2 separate regions of the Homo sapiens genome follow, and region 2 is linked to region 1. A link is a loop called in an ENCODE intact Hi-C map of the cell type or tissue named here. Cell type or tissue: PC-9. All regions are shown on one strand. Links, peaks and the distances in the headings refer to the core of each region. The heading gives the core; the rest is flanking DNA.

Region 1 (8,336 bases), core at 214-8,213:
TTTTTGCCCACCTTGCAACAAAATATAAAGAAACAATAAACCTGAGAGGTGCTTTAAGAACTTTATTTTGGGAGTTGCTTTGGAAGACTATTCAGTCCCATGTGCAGTTTTGGAAATACTTATTAATTTACCTCTAAGACTCAGAGGGCCTTATTTTGCAGATAAGGAAGGAAAATACTGTCTGATTTTAATACTAGGTGACGATGGAACCAAGCTTCAACAAAGCTCAGTCATATCAGATTAAAGCAATCAAAGACCAGCTAAAAAAGTCAAGTTTTTACATTTCTGACTTTTAAGTAGCATTAAGGAAAAATTGATTGTAATTTTTAAATATCATCTGTTTAAGCGAAATCCCCTCATAGGAGCCAACAATTGTTTGTAGATTTTGTAAAAAAAAAAAAAAAAAATCAGGTTATTCCAGTTGTGCTGACCTGAAAATAACTCATAGTCTTCCATTCACGCAGATAAGAACAAGCCTCCTGTAAACAGAAATATAGGCCAAGCAGAGCAAAGCAGAAAAAGCGACAAAGCAGCAACCTGTGTCCCCTGCCACCTCCACTGGCAGGACAAGCTCAGCAGTGACTTAAGGATCTTTAAATATTAAAAGCTGTGTGAGCATCTGCTCTTTATTTCCCTCAAGGTCAGAACTAAAGAAAATGCTGTAAATTACAGCAGGAAGGATTCGGTTATATATAAAATAAATCACTGTGAGTGTTGAGACAAGGATTTGATTGTCCAAGGGATTAAATAAGGGACTACCTATTGGCGGGATATTTTGAGGATTATTCTCTCTGGCATGGATTTGATGAAATCTCGTTCTCCTTTCCAGCTTCTGTTAATTTGATTTGATGGTAAGAATCACCTGTTGTCTACTGTATATTGCAGCTGAATGTGGCTACATTTTCTGCTGGGTAAAACAATGAGTGTTTACTATTGACAAGGAGACAGCTAAGTGATGCCTCAAGATGTATTACTGTTAATCAAAAAACAAACAAACAAACAAAAAAAGTCCAGCGAAGAAGATTGCTTAAGCTGAGGAGTTTGAGGTTGCAGTAAGCTGTGACTGCACCACTCCACTCCAGTCTGGGTGACAAAGTGAGACCCAGTCTTTTAAAAAAAAAAAAAAAAAAGTTTATATGTTTGTTAGGGTCATTTGCCAAAAACATTTGTTGTTTTAAGCATTGTCATAGAATCCTGGCTTCAAAGGCTGCTATAGGGTGGGAGAAGATAATTGTGGAGCGTGGGATATTGATCATACTGATGGGAGATTTGGAGTGGGGTCTCAGGGCACTGCTCCAGTGAGATTCAGTTTGTGAAACGTACTTGGTATTGCCAGCATTTCCATCAACTCACAGTTGCCCTGAGAACAGATCCAGCCTAGAAGAGTTATTTAAAGGACAGGGCAAGGGAAAGCAGCTGGGGGCTTAAAGAATTCACCTCTTAGCTCCCCTGTTTGCCTAATTTCTCTGCCTTTCTTTATTCCCAACTTAGAGAGTAGAAAGAGTGGTTTCTAAGTCTTGGTGTGCCTGAAGCATGCCTGGGGTGCTGTTAAAAGGCAGGTTTCTGGGCTCATCTCCATAACTGGATCTGAGGGTAAAGTAAGGATGTTTTGGTCACACTGCCTTTCTTGGGCCTCTCTTTTCAGAGTCCTATCTTACTCCTTTTTGTATCTGATTCTCACACCAACTTTGTTAGGTCAACACCTTCCATTATTACTATTATGAATATGAAGATAAGGAGGGTAGCTGTGGTAGGCAGCCTCTAAGATGGCCTGATGATATCTGCCTCCAGATATTCACGCCCTTAGGCAGTCCTCCTCCTTGAGTATGAATTGGACCTAGTACCTCACTTCTTGTGATTAGAATATGGTAAAAGTGATGGAACGTCACCTCTGAGACCAGGTTACAGAGGTGGCGGCTCCCATTCCTGCGATCTCGGGCTTTCTGTCTCCTGCATCGCCGGCTGCTTTGTTGGGAGCACTCTCAGGCAGCCCGCAGAGAATCCCCATCACGAGAAACCGAGGCACCATGACCTGCTTGGAATTCGCTTAGAAGTGTATTCTCCAGCTCTGGTTGGGCCCAGCTTGACTGCAACTCCATGAAAGATCTGGAGACACAAGCACTCAGCTAAACCATTCCAGAACTCCTGGCCCACAAAAGTGTGAGATAAGTGTTGTAAGTCATTTGGTCTCAGAATAATTTGTTTCCAACAATAGATAACTAAGTGTGTGGCAAAAGCAGGAGAAGCCGCAGATTAAAAAAGAACTTGGCCACTTTGGCCACCCTTCTGCCTGGGGCTGGAGTTTGATGCCCTTTCTGAAAGATTAAAATGGACACTAGATGTGTCTTTTCTTTTGTCTTTAAATCATTTCAGTTTTTAACTCGTCACTGCAGCTGCCTTTTGTAACTACTGCAGATCCCCACATTTCTCCTCTGTGGAGCTCCCCAGGCCAGCAGTGCCCACACTCCCTGCCCACCGAGGGTCAGTGAGCAGTACGGCTTCTGGCCCAGTGCCAGCCACGCCCGTGTGCCTTGTGGCCAAGCACTTCTTCACATCACAAGCTGGCTCGATGTCTTGGGTGTGATGTCTGCGAGCTTATTATGAACTTTGAGCTCACAGAAAACAGTGTTCTAGGAAACACTGTTTTGAGATGTGGGGGAGTGGGGAAGTTGTGGGCAAGGTGCCTGCAAAGACCAACTCACATCAGCCCCTTCTGAGAAAGAAAGAAAAATTGCCTCATAGACCAAACAAGGGTTTGGGTGGCTGCTGTCCGTGTCTGGGGAGTTGCCCTGGCAGAAGCTGGGAAACAGATGAGCGGTCATCATCAGGAAGATTTCTGCCTTTCCTTACAGCACCTTTTACTCCCAGAAACATTGTCTTCCCTGGTGCCCGGGACTCCATCCAGCTTGCCAGGCTTCTAGAATCTCCTCACCCCACACAGCACCCCTTCAGGCCATAGACAGGTCAAGCACCACTCTTCCACTCAAATTGATCAGTTTGGTGTCCTGTTAGCTAGGTACTTGTTTTCTCTTAGTCACCAGTGACTCCCCTAAAGTAGTTATCCTCCCTTCTTTAAGGTTTCACTGGCAGTATAATGTCAAAAAAACAGAACAGTCAAGGTCTAACACAAATTACTCACTTATTTTATCCATACATTTAGAAAAACTAACATCTCTGGAGACCATCACTTCTTAGAATAATGGACATTTTAGTATCAAAAGGAAAAGTGCACACACGTGCGAACACAGACACAGGATCACTTCAGACCCCAAATGTATAAAGGGCATAAACTCAGAATAAAGGATAACTTTCTAAATTGAATAAATATGTGAAAAACTCAATGTCCCAATTTTACTATTTTCCCCTCTCCTTGGTGTGGGGTCTTGGTTTGGTGTCTAACTCCAAACCAAGAAGTCTAACTCCAACTTGGAAGTCTTTTCTAACTCCTGTTCAGAGGTAGAAATCCATCCATGCTATAGCCAAGCTAGTTATGTGTCACTCTCCCCAGATAATATGGGTTAATGTGGCTAAAACGTGCCTATCTTCAAAAGGCCCTTAAGAAATGGGGCCTTTTGAAGATAGGCTGGGCGCGGTGGCTCACGCCTGTAATCCTAGCACTTTGGGAGGCCGAGGCAGGTGGATCACGAGGTCAGGAGATCGAGACCATCCTGACTAACACAGTGAAACCCCGTCTCTACTAAAAATACAAAAAGAAATTAGCCGGGCGTGGTGGCAGACACCTGTAGTCCCAGCTACTCGGGAGGCTGAGGCAGGAGAATGGCGTGAACCCGGGAGCAGAGGTTGCAGTGAGCTGAGATCGTGCCACCACACTCCAGCCTGGGAGACAGAGTGAGACTCCATCTCAAAAAAAAAAAAAAAAAAAAAAGGATGTAGTGGTGGGCATTTATGGCAGAGTAATGAGGAAGTTTGGCCTTTCTGTAAATTTCTGGAAAAAAAAACAAAAAGGATATGTTGCAGCAAACTTACAGAATCAGCTCTGGTCACCCAGAGCCATTTTTCCAAAGCCACAAGTTTTTAAGGCTTTCCCCACTCACCACAGCCCATCAACTGCAAAAGCAGCCGGTATCAGACATTCCTCATCTTAAAACCACAACCTGGAGCGCCTGGCTTGGGCAACAAGCCTGGTCTTTGGGTTAAGGCAGCTCTCAAAACTGAGCCAGTTTCAAGCCATGTTTTTAAATATAAATCACTAGCCATGTGCCAGTTATTATGATGACCAAATTCAGTAGGAATGCATTTCACTCAAGGCACTGATTCAAAACGAAACCCTGACATCGGAAATGCCAGGGGATGAACTGGAGGTGACGATGTAAACTTCAAAACATTAGACATGAGGAAGCGACAGCGGCTTTGCTTCCCGCGCAGCCCGGGCCCCACAGTTCTTCACATCTGTTCCTTTGTCCTCTTCAGAGATGACCTTAGGAGCTATTCTGAGAAGGGGTGCTTCTCACTTTTGCTTTCTTCCAGTGCCCCCTGGTGGAAACCTGTTCCCAATCAGCCCAGCTGTTGCCACCCAGGAACCTCTGGGGGTGGAAGGAATGTCAATAGGAGCCTCTCCTAGAGGACAGAGGGGCGCAAATCCTTCCAAGGAAAAAACACAAATACCAAAGATGGGAGGGCCAACTGCCTATCCCATGACAGATGTGCCGGTTTCTAAAGGTCACAGAGATTACATCTGATGCGATGCCCTTTTTCTGATTTGCTGGCCTGAGGCTCATCATTAGAGATATTTACTGAGGAATGAGAAGTAGATGAAAAGAACAGCGCAGATGTAAGCCTGGGAGAGGAAGCTCAGCTCCTTCAGTGATAATCTTCAAGCCCGAATATATTCTTTCCACATTTCCTTCCAGCAGGCAAATAGTCATTGCCTATCTCTGGGGCATTTTTGTCACTCTGGCAAAGGCCCTTGATATGCATGAGTTCCTGCCTAAGTTGGGAATTTGCTAAAAGCTCAAGAGCTTTCCCTCTGCAGGTTAATCGGCAAAACAATTCAAAGAATGGCTTCTGTAATCACAGAATGCCTGTGGAAGGGCGCTGTCTATTTACTTACTGGGAACACCTGTGCTGCTGTAAATTGAAAATGATCATGAAATGAATACTCCTTGATACCTGCATTGGAATGAATTTTGGCCCAACACTTCAACCTGTAAATAAAGATGCCTGCTGTCTTGGAAAGTCATGCCAAGCAAGGGAACACCAGGGAGCTGTTTGGCTTTCATAGTGTGATTTTTCTTCTCGCAATGATTATTTATTGGGCAGCAACTCTGCTGGGCAGAGGATGGAACCACAAACAAAGCAGTGGTTTGCCTTCCTGCTCACCACTGTTCTTGGACTTTGAGGGAAATTAAATAAAATTGGGTCATAATTAAAGCAGTGGTAGGGTAGGTCTGTATCTTTCTTTAAAGGCCATTGTCTTTGCTATTGAATCAGGAAACATAAGAATTTTTGAAAATATTTTCTCCTAAATTCCAGGCTGCAGAAGACAGTGAAGACAACTAAGGGGAATATTATCAGGTGTGGCCATGTGTTGTGAGGTCAGGGAGCTGGGGGAGGCATTTCTCTAGTCCCAGATACTCCTGCCTGCTGACTGATAACAGCAATTTCTCTTTCAAAGTTCTTGACTTGGCCAGGCATGGTGGCTCCTGCCTGTAATCCCAGCAGTTTGGGAGGCCAAAGAGGGGGATCACTTGAGGTTGGGAGTTTGAGACTAGCTTGGCCAATGTGGTGAAATCCTATCTCTACTAAAAATACCAAAAAAATTAGCCGGGTATGGTGGAGTGTGCCTGTAGTCCCAGCTACTTGGGAGGCTGAGGCAGGAGAATCGCTTGAACCTGGGAGGCGGAGGTTGCAGTGAGCCGAGATCATGCCACTGCACTCCAGCCTGGATGACAGAGCAAGACTCCATCTCAAACAAAACAAAACAAACAACCACACACACACACAAAGTTGTTGACACTTGAATAAGGTGGTTCCCCAAAATGTAACTACTCATAGCCTAACATTGACCAGAAGCCTCAATAACATAAATGTTGATCAACACGTATTTTGTATGTTATGTGTATCATACACTGTATTCTTACAATAAAGTAAGCTAGAGAAAAGAAATGCTTTAAGAAAGTCATAAGGAAGAGAAAATAGATTTACTATTCATGGAGTGAAAGTGGCTCATGATAAATGCCTTCATCCTCGTCATCTTCATGTTGAATAGTCTGAGAAGGATGATGAAGAGGAGGGATTGGTCTTTCTGTCTCAGGGGTGACAGAGGCAGAAGAAAATCTTCATGTAAATGTTTATACCATGTTTTTCAAGTGTCAAACTATTTAAATTTAATGTGTTGTGATGGTTAATTTTATGGGTCAACATGGCTTGGCCATGGTGCCCAGATATTTGATCAAACATTATTCTGGATGTTTCTGTGAAGGTAATTTTTGGATGAGATTAACATTTAAATCGGTGGACTTGGAGTACAGTGGGTCACCCTCCATCATGTGAGTGGGCCTCTCCCACAGTTGAAGTCCCTAATCAATGAAAGTCAGACCTCCCCTGAGCAAGGAGGACTTTTGCCAGCAGACCGCCTTTGGGCTCAAACTGCAACTCTTCTCTCATTCTTCAGCTTGCCGGCCTGCCCTGTTAGATTTTGGACTTGCCAGTTTCCACAACTGCCTGAGCCAGTTCCTTAAAAGAAACCTCTCTCTGTGTTCACCCTGACTGTTACAAATGTCATGCTTACAAACATGTACACGCCTCTGCACTGCAGTAAGCATGACATTGCTGAAGCGCTGCAGTACAGCATGTTTACTATTTAACATTGTGTCTGTCATTTATACCTTACTGAGAAAAAGTGTGAGAGCCTCTCCTGAGGCCTGCTTTGATAGCAGGGAGAGAGAGTCTCCTGGAGTCCTGAACGGGGGAAACATCTGCCTTTGAGTCAGGGATAAAGTTGGCTCAGAAGAGAGGAGTTGGAGCTGAAGATTCGCTTTCGTTTACTAAGCCTTCTTCCTCCATTTTGTCTTCAGAGGGAAAACCACACCTGCTCCTATTTGGTTACCTTAAATGTATTTTGTGAGTACCCAATAAATAGTTGCTGAATGAGTTCTAGGGAACTGGGGGATGGGGACAAAGTGGTAAAGTAACTGAGAGTAGCTGGTATGTTCTAGCCATGTTTGCCTCTGCAATCTTATTTAATCTTCTCATCCACAAGGATAGTCCTATTGTGATGCTCATGGACTCTGGGTTTGACTTCTGGCTCAGCTGCTTTTTATGTGACTGGATAAATGGCTGAAGCTCTCTGTTCCTCTGTTTCTTTATGTGTAAGATGGGGATCATAATGTTAGTATAGTGAGTAAGTTAGCATGGCGTAGTATAGTAAGATCTAAGTATCTGTCATGCCTGGCATATGGTAAGGGCTGTGTTGGTAGAAGTGGGGAAACCCTTTCTTAGAAGACAACTTTTATTACCTACGTTTTCTAGATTTGATTGCCCAAAATCACATTGTTGCTCCAAGAAAAGGGAACAGTGATTTGAGTGCATGTCTGCCTGATACTAAAGCCTGCTGAACCCCATATGTTCTTTTAATACAGAAAAGAAAAAACAAACACATTTGAATGCCAGAGAGTTTTTAATAATTTCATTTGGCATCTCATGGTTTGGTACTTTATTTTGGATAAGCATTTGTTTAAAAATATATGTCTGGAATAAAAGGTTAGACTTATGAGCCCCCACAAATGCTGGCTAAAGCTCCGGAAGCTCAGTCTTCACCTTTGCCGTTCCACTCAGTCAAAAGGTCACGGTCAGCTTAGCTTTCTCTGTGGCCAGCATCACACTGTGAAATACTGGGTGATAAGATGAATGAGTGGAAAAAAAGAAGAGCTCAGATGTAATGTAAGGGTGTTGATATTGGTGGGGTCTTATTTAACAGTTATTTATTGAGCTTTTGTTATGTGCCAGGCACTGATGCTAGAAGCTAGGGAGAAGACAGAAAAAAAAAATTAAAAATAAAAAAAAAAGGATAAGATGCAGTCCCTGAGATTGAGAAGCTTACAATCTGGTCCAGTGTCTCCACTGGGGTTGATTTTGCCCCCAGGGAACATTTGGCAATGCCTGGAAACACTTGGGTTTCCACAATTGGAAGGTGGTGGTGGTGTGGGTGTTAGAAGGGAGGGGGTTATGTTGCTGCCGGCATCTAGTGCATAAAGGCCAGAGATGCCCTAAATATTCAGTGGTACACAAGACAGCTCCCCACAATAAAGAATGATCCTGTCTAAAATGTTGATAGTGGTGAGATTGGGAAGCCCTGTGAGAGATGAAGCCTACAC
Region 2 (8,336 bases), core at 29-8,028, 570 kb before region 1:
TCCTCTCACTGTAAGCTCCGCCTCCCGGATTCACACCATTCTGCTTCAGCCTCTACGAGTAGCTGGGACTGCAGGAGCCCACCACCATGCCCGGCTAATTTTTTGTATTTTTAGTAGAGACGGGGTTTCACCATGGTCTCGATCTCCTGACCTCGTAATCCGCCTGCCTCGGCCTCCCAAAGTGCTGGGATTACAAGCGTGAGCCACCGCGCCCAGCATTTTTTTTTTTTTTTTTTTTTTTTTTTTTTTTTTTTTTGAGACAGAGTCTCACCCTGTCACCCAGGCTGGAGTATAGTGGCACATTCTCGACTCACTGCAACCTCCGCCTCTAGGGTTCAAGCGATTCTCTTGCCTCAGCCTCCTGAGTAGCTGGGATTACAGACATGCACCACCATGCTTGGCTAGTTTTTGTATTTTTAGCAGAGACAGGGTTTCACCATGTTGGCCAGGCTGGTCTCGAACTCCTGACCTCAGGTGATCCGCCCGCCTCAGCCTCCCAAAGTGCTGGGATTACAGGCATGAGCCACCATACCTGGCCTATTTTTTATTTTTAAAACTGATAGGAACCCAGTAGATATACGTTGAATTGTATGAGATTAGGGAGCATTCCATGTGGTGGATCAGTCATTCAAATTTCTTATAAAAGAAGGAAGTCTCAAGTATAATTTTATAAAATTTTGAATAGAACTTTTGGGAGTAACCTCATTTAGAAACAGAAGAATGTTACTTGCTGTTTGAAGCAGCTTTTATAGTTCAGTGCACATCAAATAATGCTTATATTCTGTATATTGGGTTGACAAAAATATGTTTATAAGACAGTATGACGATATTAGAGTTCTTATGACTTACTGGGGGTAATGGCATATTCAGGGCATTAAATATTTGATCGCCAGGTAGCAGAAAATGGTCAATAAAATAATGAATGTGTAGGTATTTGAATGCACCTCTGCTTTTATCTGAGATACCTTTGGACTCATTGTCCGCTTAGCTGACTTCTTAGCGTGTATCTTTCTAGAGTAAATGTAATAGTCTGTCTATTGACAAGGATTAGTTTACTTGATTCTCATACTTGATTTTGTTAATAGATCAGCGCCAGCCAGCATGTTTCTTTTGTAAAGGGAAGGGTACTAATATTATTTACTGCCTACAACTTGCAAAATGATTTCATATACTCTCTTTTTAAAAATCCTTACAGGTTTCCTTCTGTCTCTCTCTTATTCAATTTTTCCTTCACTCCCTTCTTTTTCCTCTCCTTTTCTTCCTATAAATGAGGTTAAGTGATTTTGTGTGGGTAACTGTGGCTTAGTATTGTGTAACTATACTGCATACATTGTGTTGCCTTCTCATATGAAATCATTTCTCTGAAATTACATTGGAAATGGGGTTTTTACAGATTTGTTGTGGATATGACTTTACAGATATTAATCTAACTTTTAGTTTCTTTGGATCACCTCTTGAATTAAATAGTTGTTTTTGTCTCCTAATACATATTGATGCAATAAAAGAGTTGGGCGATGATAATAATTTTGGTCCTATACTGAATTTTTGTTATCTGAAATATAGTAGAAACTAAACCTTTTAAACCCATTTAAAAGTCAATTTTCTAAAGTCACATTTAACAGTTTTGGTGTTTCAATAATATTAACTAATGAAAACTATTTTGGTTGTATTATTTTAAGGTAGAAGTATCTTAATGGAATTTTTAAATGAGCTTGCCTAAGATTAAATAAGCACCTTGAGTCTAGTTTCTGCAATGTGATTTTAAGTTTTTTTTAAAAATTACTTTGAAACAGTAACTAGGGCAAGTACTTACAGGTAAGAGTGAAATTATTTGGTACAGTAAGCTTCAATTATAATGCATTTAGTTTGGAGTGATGAAAGTTTTTTTTTTTTTTTAATTTAATTTTTTTGAGTCAGGGTCTTGCTTTGTCACCCAGGCTGAAGTGCAGTGGTGCAATCATAGCTCACTGCAGCCTTGACCTCCTGGGCTCAAGCGATCCTCCCACCTCAGCCTCCCAAGTAGCTGGGACTACAAACACACACCACCATGCCTGGCTAGGATTTTGATTTTTTTTAGAGATGGGGTCTTACTATGTTGCCCAGGCTGGTCTTGAACTCCTGGGCTCAAGTGATCCTCCCACCTCAGCCTCCCCAAGTACTGGGATTACAGGCGTGACCACTGTGTCTAGCTGAAAGTTACTATTTTTAAAACTGAGAATCTATAAAAGCAAAAATATTCATTGTAGCTCATGGTTTGACAGGTTTATGAAAGGCTTAAAATGTAAAATTGTCATAAGTAAAATACTGCATTTCACGTAGGATTTATGTAACTAGTAGTGATGGTGAAAAAAACCTGATGAGGTGGGAGAAATGACCCAGTGTCTCACTTTGCCCTCCCGGTGTCTTATTTCCCCTCTCATTTTAAGTTCTACGTGAGTATTACAGCTTCAAATATAATCATGGCATTAATTCAGAAGCCTGATATATTAAAAAAAAATCTTTTGTTTTTCTGTAATAACTGCATTTGTACCGTATTAGAACTTTCTACCACAATCTCCTTCTGAGACAGTATAGAGCTAGCTGGGTGAGTCACACCACACCACAAATTCCTTAAGGTGGTAGGTGGTGTCTTATTCATCATTCGTGTCTCTCACTGCCTAGTGCAGTGCTCGATAGGCAGTCGGACTCTGTTCCTTTATTATACTATACCTGGTGTTAGGTTTTTAGAGCACTTAAATTTTTTTTGTCTTTTTGCTTTACTCTAATAAATATTCTAGTTAACATTAATATCTAGCTTAATATGATTTAAATGTATGTTAAAATTCTTAAGAGTAGTAGCAAATCTAGATTGGGAACTGGATCTGTAGACAATATTCAAAAGATACAATTCAGATGACCCTGAACACCAGTAAACTGATCCAGGGGCCAAATATTCTCTCAAAATAGAGGAGGAAAAAGGAAAAGAGGCATGTAGGGACCCAGAAGAAGAAGGGCGATTTATGTGGAGTGGAGGGAATTTTCATGTTAAACCACAGGTAGGGCTTGTTTACTTTGTCACATTTTCCCTGTAATAGAGAAACTGCTGAGCCAGAATTGTGCAACTGATTGAATTAGCACCTTGTTTAAATTGTTAGCATCCATCTTTGAGAAGCATGTATTTTAGATTAAAGATTTAAAAATCTTGGCTGAAACAAAGGACAATCTCTTTCCTTTATGAAGTTGTTCATTGAACTTTAAATAGTAAGATATTAACAGATGAGGATTGAATTTAGTCTTCAAATAAGCATCTCTGTGATTTGTTGGTCACAGTATGATCTCTTTCCCATCCCCCACTATTTTTTACTTTTGATAGGGCAAACTCTTATGTTTTCATGAAATATTTAAAGCAAATGATGTGTTAATTATGTTTAGTTATCCTTTTTGAGAGTTCTCTAGCTTTTTCTGTTCTGAGGTTCAGAATCAATATAAGGACATATTGAAATCATAATTGCATTTTATCTTCCAAACAGCCATTGAAAATAATTGCATTTTAATTTGAGAATTTTATCTCAACTCCATATAACAGCTTATACTTTAAAATATAATCCAGAGGTACAGTACTTTTCAGTTCATTTATTAGCTTTGTCAGTTTCCACATTTGTAAAGTTGAACATTTACTGAAATTATGGGCTGGTTTGGGTTAAAATGAAGTAACATATGTGAAGCATCTTAGATGGTCACACATAGTAGGCTCTCGGTAATTAGTCGTTGCTGCTGTTGTTATGGGTATTTAATTAACTTGGATTTCTAGGGCACCATTTGTTAGAGTGCAGTGAACCAATTCTGAATTCTACCCTCCTATATTTGTTACTTGTTTAGACTGACTTAACCACTGTGGAGAATAAAGCCTATTTGTGGGGGTTGGGGTGGGGGTGGTGCCTACTGACTCTTATATGCATGTTTTTTCAGAGTTACAGGATGTGTACTGGAATGTGAAGGATTAAGCTTTGTGGTGGCATGTTCTATATGGTCATCCATAGTGACCAAACTAATTTGGAATGTTGTTTTGTTACTAACTTGGAAATGTGTTATTTTCTCTACAGAGGATGTTGATCTGAATAAACTGCTTATTATGCTTTATACATTTCTAGAGCGAGAGGAACTGTCAATCAGTGTAAATCTCACCCAGCACAGTATTTTCTTTCACAAACATGGGGAGGAGGCAATACCAAGATAACCACTTTTGGGACAGAGCCAGGAGCTGTTGTGTAACTCAGAGGGTGTGTGATAGCATCCAGCTTTGGAGCCCATCACGTCACATTGAGAAATTGTGGCAGGGAGGCTTACAGGAAAAACATCTTGTTTATTAACACCTGAATATGTTACTTATGTAGCTTTTTAAAAGTCATCAGTTAGCTAGCTTCTCAAAGAGAGGCAAGAACCCATTCGCGTAGTTACAGATTGTGGCTATAGTAAGTCTTCTGGTAACAGGAGCTGTGAGCACCACTTCTTCAGTGAAGTCTTTCCTGTTCCCTTCTCCACTCAGGTTGATGACTGTCTCCTTTGTACCTGGTTGCAGCTTGAACATATTTAGGTAACTTCTCTCAAAGCACTTGAAACATGCTACTGCCCATGTCTCCTTTCCAGCTTGTCTGTAAACTCCTTGATGGTAGCAGCTGTGTGTGTAAGTGCCACTGAGTATAGATTCCTGGAGCTTAGGTTGATCCCCAGTAAATGTTAAATGCAGGTCTCCCTGTGCCTGTGGAAATGCCTCAACATCAATTGGTTCAATTGTATCCTTCAACTTGATCACTAACAGGTCTTTAATGAAAAGTCTCCAGAGATGCTATTCCCATTCTGTACTATCCTCATCATTACCATTCTTATTTCTTCTTTGCCAATGCAAATTCTCTATTTCATTTTTTTCTTTAAGTACTTCTCTATGAAGCTTTTTAAAAGTATGCTTCATTTTAGGGCCAGACATGGTGGCTCATGCGAGGCCCATGCGGGTGGATCACCTGAGGTCAGGAGTTTAAGACCAGCGTGACCAGCATAGTGAAACCCCATCTCTACTAAAAATACAAAATTAGTCGGGTGTGGTGGCGTGCACCTGTAATCCCAGCTACTCAGGAGACTGAGGCAGGAGAATTGCTTGAACCCAGGAGGCAGAGGTTGCAGTAAGCTGAGACACCGCAGCCTGGGGGACAGAGTGAGACTCCATCCCAAAAAATAAAAATAGAAGTATGCTTCATTTTAGTTAGTTTATAATCAACATTGAGAAATCCAAGAAAGGTGAGAAATGTAAACTAGAGCTGGAGATTTAAAATTGGCACCTGTAAAAATACATTATTTTTTGAAGTAAAAAAAGTTTGTAAACATTTCCCTTGTTTACAAATCTGAAATTATATTAATTTTGGTAAAATTCTAGATTTTTTCCAAATAAGTCAAAACCTCAAAAGAATGGAAATTTTAGGTAAAATTTAGGTAAAAATGGAAAGAAAGTAAGAGTCATAATTTTCAGGCTGTTATAAGAAATGTCTTTTACTGTATCATATGGTATTTTATAGTATATAAAAATATAGGAATTGACCTTATTATCCTTAGTGTACAAGGTTTTATTGTGGTTTAAAATTCCAAGTCTTCGATGTAGCTTCCTTTATTCTTCTTCTTCAGTTACACCATAATAGTTTATTGAAATTTGATGCATATAGGAAAAAACCTTGTAATTGACTTTTTTTGGAGAAAAATTATTCATTTTAAGACAAAAGCAGAGATTGTTTGAGCCAAAACCTGATGGATTTAAGAGTGCTGTTGATCATGGTTGACTTGTGAAAGTGATAGATAGATAGATAGATAGATAGATAGATAGATAGATAGATAGATAGATCTCTTATCGTTATTTTTCTTTTATACTGGGCTTATGTTTTTTTTTTCTTATTTTCTTGCTTAATAATAGTATCATTAAGCAGGCAGGAGAAAAATAATACCATTGAAACTAAAAGTTAGTAATTTAATTTGATTATGTATATATATATTTTATTATACTTTAAGTTCCGGGATACAAGTGCAGAACGTGTAGGTTTGTTGTATAGGTATACGTGTGCCATAATGGTGTCCTGCACCTATCCCCCCATCATTTAGGTTTTAAGCCCCACATGCATTAGCTATTTGTCCTAGTGTTCTCCCTCTCCTTGCCCCCCACCTGCTGACTGGCCCCAGTGTGTGATGTTCCCCTTCCAGTGTCCACGTGTTCTCGTTGTTTAACTCCCACTTATGAGTGAGAACATGCGGTATTTGGTTTTCTGTTCTTGTGTTAGTTTGTTGAGGATGATGGCTTCTAGCTTCATCCATGTCCCCACAAAAGACGTGAACTCATTCTTTTTTATGGCTGCACGGTATTCCATGGTGTATATGTACTACATTTTCTTTATCCAGTCTATCATTGATGGGCATTTGGGTTGGTTCCATGTCTTTGCTATTGTAAATAGTGCTGCAGTAAACATATGTGTGCATGTGTCTTTATGGTAGAATGATTTATATTCCTTAGGGTACATACCCAGTAATGGGATTGCTGGATCAAATGGTATTTCTGGTTCTAGATCCTTGAGGAATCGCCACCCTGTCTTCCACAATGGTTGAACTAATTTACCCTCCCACCGACAGTGTAAAAGCATTCCTATTTCTCCACAGCCTCACCAGCATCTATTGTTTCTTGACTTTTTGATCATCGCCATTGTGACTGGCGTGAGATGGTATTTCATTGTGGTTTTGATTTGCATTTCTCTAATGATCAGTGATGTTGAGCTGTTTTTCATATATTTGTTGGCTGCATAAATGTCTTCCTTTGTGAAGTGTCTATTTATATCCTTTGCCCACTTTTTGATGGGGTTGTTTTTTTCTTGTAAATTTGTTTAAGTTCCTTGTAGATTCTGGATATTAGACCTTTGTCAGATGGGTAGCTTGCAAAAACGTTTTGCCATTCTGTAGGTTGCCTGTTCACTCTGATGGTAGTTTCTTTTGATGTAGAGAAGCTCTTTAGTTTGATTAGATCCCATTTGTCAATTTTTGCTTTTGTTGCAATTGCTTTTGGCATTTTAATCATGAAGTCTTTGCTCATGCCTATATCATAATTTTGCAGTTTATTATATTTATGGACAAAGTAACAAGAATAGTATTTGTTCTGTGGCATTTGTTTTATGTATTTTGTCATACATTGTACCCACATACAAATATATATATATATATTTACAGTAAATATATGTTAACATCTTAATGCTTATGAATTTTCAAATGATACATAGTAGCATTGATTTTTACCTGTAATCATACGTGGAAAACTTACCTTTAAATGACGGAGACCTTTACATATATGCGTAGTTTGCACATTATCAGTTGAAGCTAGTACATCTTTATTTAGTACTCTATTTTTCCGAACACCACTTTTCTAGTTTCTGTGGGAGATGTAATGATGTATGTACCCTTTAGAGGATCACAGTCTCAGAGCAACTCTTACAGCACCACAGAGCTCTAGAACAGGAAGAAACTCTGGAGGTTATCTTCTCTTAGGGGTATGTTTAAACAGTAGTTCACTGATTCTTACGCATTTTCTCCTTTGCTCAGTAAGCAGGAGATGTGGGCCAATTTTTTGTTTGTTTGTTTGTTTGTTTGTTTGAAACAGGGTCTCACTCTGTTGCCCAGGCTAGAGTGCAGGGGCACAGTCACTGCTCACTGCAGCCTCTACCTACCAAGCTTAGGTGATCCTCTCACCTTAGCCTGGGACTACAGGCTAGTGCCACCATGCCCAGCTGACTTCTTTTACTTTTACTAGAGATGAGGTTTCACTATGTTGCCCAGGCTGGTCTCAGATTCCTGAGCTCAAGTGATCCCCCTGCGTTGGCCCCCCAAAGTGCTGAGATTACAGGAGTGAGCTATCATGTCCAGCCATGGGGCAGTTTTTTTGGGCCAGGGATTTACAAATTATGAAGTCAAGAAATAATTTTAGTGGGAAATGACTAGAATATAACACTTGTTTTTCCTGTAATTACGTTAGAGACTACCAAAGCATATTGCAGATTATTTCCAATATATCATATTATATTGTGTATATGTATACTGGGTTTTAAAAAATGTATTATAGGTTGGGCACAGTGGCTCACACCTATAATCCCAGCACTTTGGGAGGCCGAGGCAAGTGGATCACCTGAGGTCAGGAGTTCAAGACCAGCCTGGGCAACATGGTGAAACCCTGTCTCTCCTAAAAATACAAAACGTAGCTGGGCGCAGTGGCACATGCCTGTAATCCCAGCTACTCAGGTGGCTGAGCAGGAGAATTGCTTGAGCCCGGGAAGCAGAGGTTG

The links. Hi-C counts contacts between places; a loop is a spot of excess contacts. Peaks named below come from ENCODE experiments on the same cell type or tissue, not always from the same donor. Only the 100,000 strongest peaks of a DNase experiment are listed, where the experiment ranks them.
Region 2: it touches region 1 in a loop (6-fold over the local background); 1 of 110 quality-filtered maps calls a loop at or near these places.

Annotation. Positions count from the first base shown.
Region 1 is chr4:48,124,112-48,132,447 of GRCh38, reverse strand. All of the region lies in intron 1 of TXK (TXK tyrosine kinase), which reads left to right. Among named protein-coding and RNA genes, the nearest start is that of TXK, 6.0 kb to the left of the region's middle. RefSeq lists enhancers at 2,806-2,925, 4,447-5,309 and a silencer at 4,802-5,096. In PC-9, for the core only: CTCF peaks have their summits at 4,305 and 4,505 (motif pointing left); DNase peaks (open chromatin) are centred at 467, 4,157 and 5,027; H3K4me3 peaks cover 1,181 bases; H3K27ac peaks cover 2,944 bases.
Region 2 is chr4:48,694,376-48,702,711 of GRCh38, reverse strand. All of the region lies in intron 2 of FRYL (FRY like transcription coactivator), which reads left to right. Among named protein-coding and RNA genes, the nearest start is that of FRYL, 82 kb to the left of the region's middle. In PC-9, for the core only: no CTCF peak of the experiment used is centred there; DNase peaks (open chromatin) are centred at 2,601, 3,061 and 4,091; H3K4me3 peaks cover 2,202 bases; H3K27ac peaks cover 5,001 bases.